Regions from separate parts of the Homo sapiens genome. Here region 2 is linked to region 1. Evidence: chromatin contacts called from ENCODE Hi-C or POLR2A ChIA-PET data. All regions are on one chromosome and are shown on one strand. The core of a region is the stretch at or near the end of the contact, and the rest is flanking DNA. Distances in the headings are between cores, read along the strand shown. Region 1 has its middle 61 kb from the start of LINC02266. Region 2 overlaps C4orf51 (chromosome 4 open reading frame 51).

What was found. Hi-C counts contacts between places; a loop is a spot of excess contacts on that map. ChIA-PET counts read pairs that join two places held with the same protein, here RNA polymerase II (POLR2A). Pooled maps may share reads with other maps.
Region 2: a map of endothelial cell of umbilical vein shows a loop between it and region 1 (21-fold over the local background). The contact joins two enhancer-like sites. A Hi-C loop is called at or near these places in 1 of 168 maps with a recorded cell type or tissue (endothelial cell of umbilical vein) and 1 of 50 pooled maps. POLR2A ChIA-PET finds 5 or more read pairs at or near these places in 1 of 52 experiments (endothelial cell of umbilical vein).

The regions. Positions count from the first base shown.
Region 1 is chr4:145,277,877-145,280,530 of GRCh38, forward strand. No RefSeq gene overlaps it. Among named protein-coding and RNA genes, the nearest start is that of LINC02266, 61 kb to the right of the region's middle. Within about 2 kb of position 1,340, at least 4 of the 41 ENCODE cell types and tissues checked have a DNase peak (open chromatin) inside an H3K27ac peak, as active enhancers do; they include endothelial cell of umbilical vein, where a contact is called at or near this core.
Region 2 is chr4:145,731,673-145,734,326 of GRCh38, forward strand. It overlaps C4orf51 (chromosome 4 open reading frame 51), which reads left to right. Exons shown (of 6, transcript NM_001080531.3): 6 at 781-1,125. The coding sequence ends at 888. Among named protein-coding and RNA genes, the nearest start is that of C4orf51, 53 kb to the left of the region's middle. RefSeq lists a silencer at 1,170-1,769 and an enhancer at 2,325-2,654. Within about 2 kb of position 1,344, at least 33 of the 41 ENCODE cell types and tissues checked have a DNase peak (open chromatin) inside an H3K27ac peak, as active enhancers do; they include endothelial cell of umbilical vein, where a contact is called at or near this core.

The DNA.
Region 1 (2,654 bases), core at 90-2,589:
AAAAGTTTCGATATATGATATTAGTGTGTTTATCATTATACCAACACAGTCATAAGATAATGTTTAATATATTTTTATGAGGAAGGGGTCCATGAAGGCAAAAGTGTCTAGGGCCCATAGAAGTCACAAAATGCACCCCTGGGTACACTCTCATGTCCCAAATGATTTAAATTTATTAAACATGTATGTGCTATGCAGTTTTTTGCCACCTGTGATATTCTTATTCTCATTTTACAAATGAAGACTCTGACGCCTGGAAGGCAGTGAAGAGAAAGAAAGTGATAGAGTTGGGGGCTACTCTCAGGTGTCCTGATCTTCATTTCAGTGCTCTTTGTGCAAAGGGTGCCACAGGAGGTGGCAGATATGGGGCAGGGACAAATATGGAAAGAATAGAATCAAAATTTAAAGTATGGAAGGATTTATAACTGGCCAAGTGTTTCCCCAGCCACCACATTTTCTTCCTGAGATGACACTTAGTTGTCAAAATGTATACTTTTAGGTAGCCCAAGAAGGTATAAGGGAAAGTGAGGGGATGGTGCTGCTGCCCAAGACAGACTCATCAGGGTGGTTATTATTAGTGCTTCACTTTCCTTTGTGATCATGTTCTATAAACATGAATAAGACATGACAGAAACAAAGTTTAAGCCCTTGGCATAAAGTTAAAGCCTTTTAAAGACATTTAGTAAGATTGCCAGTTGCTGAGTTGTTACTGTGTTTAAAGGAAGGCTGCATTAAAATTCAGTGGTGAGTTAAGGTTCTTAACTGATACATATGTGCTTTCTAAAAAACCCAGTTTCTCTCAGAAAGATTGTTTTTGTCTTTCATAAAATATATATATATATACACACACATATGTATATATATGTGTGTGTATATATATGTATATGTGTGTGTATATGTTTTGCTCCCTTTTGCTATATTATCTATAACCTAATTTATTCTGAATTTGAACTTGTGGTTTGATAGGTAGCCCAAATGAGTCATTCAAACAAAAAAAGACATGATCTCATGAGCACTATTTTAAACATTTACTCTATTATTCAGAAGTCTTCATGTTTCTAGAAACAGCCATCTCTGCCTCCCAGATGGTCAACTGTGGACAATGAGATAACCCCCGCAAAGGAGTGAGGAGAGGATAGTGCCTCTAGGAGTAAAGTACTGATAATCACACCTCAAAAAGCCATGCTGCTCTGGTCTGAGACAGAGACCGTCCCAAAGTCTAACTCTCCTAATAAACTATTAGATACTACATTAAAAATTAATTTGGACGAGAGTTACCCTGTGATTCACTTTATGTAGATCTAAGAAAGCAAGAACATGAGTTAGCTGACAGCTAACCCGGCAGCATGTTTTCCTTCTTAGCTGCAGGGGAGAATAATGTACAGGAAAAGGTGATGTAATGATTGTCTCACGTTCATTATTCTCTCCCAAATGAATAACCTTCCACATCAAGGATGAGCTCACTCACTATTAGTGGAATAACATCTGGTGAGCATGGGCCCCCAGCTGAACACGCTATTGGTTTGGGGTTATATTTAACCAGTAGAGACTCAACTATTGTTACATGTATCACATGTGCAGCCCAGTTATATTGCAAATATCTTTTTAAGGGGTAAGGAAATACTCCTTAAAGTATTTTAACATGCAAGCCTTTTCCTTATGAAACAAGGCACCAACCTATTCCAAAAGAGATCTTAGGCTATTATTAGAGTGGAATATCTGAGACATGTGACAGAAGCCTTGGTCCGCTTTGGCTGAGGCTCGGATGCTTGCCATAGCTATCTAAGTTTAAATTTCAAATCACGGATAGGAATCTCTCTCCTTCAATTTCCCTTCCCATTCTTAATTTCCAGGCAGGCCTGCCACATGGACAATGGTGGATTTTGCAGTGTAATCTCTCTAATAGATTTACTGTAAATGATGAATCATCCTAGTACTTAAATCTAATGAGTAATGCTGTAAGTCAATTTGGTTTTAAAAAATGCAGCCTAGCTAAGGTCATCAGTTAAATGTGCTAATACAGAGTAATGTAGATGTTCAGACACAAGCACAATCGGTCCTAATGGTCAGGAAGCCCAAATACTCTGGAATCTGCTGTTTGTCAAAACCTGTAGGAGAATTGCTCCCTGAAAATCATGACATTTAGAAAAGAAGATAAGAATTTCATTCCATCAGCATGAGGAACACTCCCTAAAGTTTAGGCTCCTCTGATTGTTCTCTTCATAAAATGTATTAACACTTTATTGTGAAGACATTAACAAGCTATAATAATTTTTATTTAAAAGACCAGTTATGAAAATAATACCTATTTATTGAAGAAGACACAAGAAATTCAGAGAAGCACAAATAAAATACAATGCACCCTGCTTCTAACCATGCAGACCTCTTGACCTATGTTAGTTTTTTTTATTTGAGTCTATGTAAGCATTTTCTCATGTTATTAGCTATTCTTCTATATTTTATTCTGAATGGTCATATAATGGGATATCATGTGACTGTACCATAATTTATCAAATCTGCTCTGTCTTGGACTCTAATTTCTTGCTATTATAACCAAGGCTGTGATAAAAGTCTGTGTAGCTAAATCTTTGCACACATAGGTGATTATTTGCTTAGGATAAATTTGCAGAAATAAAATTGTTGGGTCAAAGTGA
Region 2 (2,654 bases), core at 94-2,593, 450 kb after region 1:
CTGGGTTCAAGCAATTCTCCTGCCTCAGCCTCCCGAGTAACTGGGATTACAGGTGTGTGCCACCACACCCAACTAATTTTTGTATTTTTAGTAGAGACAGGGTTTCACTGTGTTGGCCAGGCTGGTCTCGAACTCCTGACCTCAGGTGATCTGCCCACCTCGGCCTCCCAAACTGCTGGGATTACAGGCGTGAGCCACCATGCCCGGCCGAGACAAGGCAAATCTTAATATTTTTAAATATATATAGTTTGGAGGAGAACAAGCACTGAGATATATAAATGCCCAATTTCCTGCATCAAAGCAATAAGTAGAGATTGAATGAAATTTTCAACGATCATTAACACTATTCTTAGTTTCGAAAGTATTTGCTTGCTGGGTAGTGCTTTTGGTAATCATTCTCTAAATATTTATATTCCTGTGTCCTATCTTGAAGAAGTTCCTGATGGAAACTGGAAAGCAGAGCATTCACATCCAGGAATGTGGGAACTAAAGGAATTAGGGAAACCTGGAAAGAATCTTACCAGAGAAGCAGTGGGGGCCGGTTAGGGATTGCAAGAGTTCCTGCCCTTTTTCTCTCCCACTTTATTAATCTGGCCTTCCTAACAGAGACACAATATATTAAACAGGAAGGTTAAGAGAGATGGAAGAAAATGCAGGATCAATCCCATCTCCTGCTCATGAATGATGTCTGGTTTGGAAGAGACCATTTAATTCCCAATTCTGTGGAAAAGTGACCTTTGCGGATGAGCGAGTGTTGACAACCAGGCCATTTTTCTCCAGCTTCATGGACGGTGCGATTCTGAAAGCAAGGTTTGCTCATCTGAGGATTCAGAAGCTGATCGATACTCCGATTATGGCTGGGGAGGACCCTCATCGCCATTTAACTGAGTTGGAAAATGAAGCCACAAGGCTGGAGGCGTGGAGTTTGCTTAATAAACAACTTTGAGGTATGGGGCCCTCCCAACACCCTCCCCCCACCCGCCCCGCCCAGGAACGTCTGGACCCTGGCAGGTTGGCTTTCTGGGACAATTCCATGGGCTTCATTTATCAGTTTTTTCCCTTTTTAATTGGTGGAGAGAGACAAAAGTTTTTATAATCTTTATTAAATTTTCCTTTTTAAATAAATACTTGGGACCACATTTCTCTGCTAGAACCACAGAAATGGTGCTGCGGCCCCGACCGTCGGGGGCTCCGGCGTCACAGAGCCTGTCCCTTGTATCTGGGAGCCCCGGGGAAGGCGCAGGGGCGTGAGAAATGCTCTTTGTATTCAGAGCGGTCACCCAGCAGAGCCGGAGCCTTCCACCGCCAGGTTTTCCTCCGCGCAAGGCGCCGCCGGGAAGCGAATTGGCTCCGACAGTCGCGGGGGCGGGGGCGGCCTCAGACGCGGCGGGCTCGCGAGCTCAGGGGCGGAGTCGTGGCCCTCCCGTCCCGGCTCCCTCGGTAGGCTGCCTGCGCCCCCAAAGCCGCGCCCACGGCCCGCCCACCCGCCGCCTGCCCCTCCCCTCCCCGGTCCGCCTCTTCCCGCTCCTCCCGGCCCGCCGGAGCGGCCGTCTCCTTCTTCCTCCACGGCCCACCTCTTCTCCCCCACGATCTTCCTCCCCTAGCGTCCACAGGCCGCCTCCGCCGCCTACGACCCTCCTCCTGCTGATTCCCCCCCACCACCGCCCGCCTCGTCGCCCCCGCGGAGCGCGCGGGAGGGAGGGACCGGGAGCGGCAGGGGCTGCACATGACCTGGGGCGCGGGAAGGAGCCCGCTGCCGTCTAGGCCCGCGAAGGGCCCCGGCAGCCGCCGACTTCTGAGGAAAAGCAGAACGGTGTTTGGTTTACTAAAGTAGCCGCCTCCTACCACTCTTCCTCCCCAGCCCCGCTCTCTGCTCCCCACACCCCCTTCCGTTTACTCCTAGTTACCAAGACCGTCCTTCTCTTAGGATTTCTGTTGAATAGAAAATACAATTAAAAGTCGCAGCACCACCCCTGCCTCCCGCCCCACAAACTCCTAGTGATTATTTTTGTCTCTTAGCCCTAGGTCGGGTTAAATACATTCCCCGGGAGCCATCTGGTCTGATTCCCGGCAACCTTCGTATGGTTTCCATTAAGCTCTCCAAAAGCATGCATTGAAAAGGCAGCCCTGTAGCCACTTAGGAACCTCCGGAGTTTTGCCCTGGCCAGCCCCAGTAGACATCCCAGGCAGAAGGAGAGAAAGGCCTCTGTTTAGGTTCCGAGTCTAGTACCTCATGATCCTGGTTTTAATCTCGAATTTCTTGGCTTTTCCTAGTCCAAGAAAATACAGTTCTCCAAGGTAATGGCTATCATTAATTCATCATTTGTTTTTTACTATACGCAGAGGATAGCTGATTAGAATTCTGTTTTAATTCTAAAAATGAAGGCTAACAGCTTTACAGATAGGTTGCAACAGTAACCTGGCCACACAAGTTCAATTTGACCAGCAACATTGGTATGGTGGGGTCTACACCTTCTCGCCTGTCTGTCCACCATTCCTTAACCCCCAAAAGGCAAAGAACAAATATTTGCTTGTGGAAACATATTCCCTCACACGTGGGTTAGGGCTTGTGTCCAAGAAAAAGGGAACCGGCAGGTTCATAGACTCTGAGTGTTGTAACTAGAGTGTTCCTTAGGATTCATCCGAGATGTATA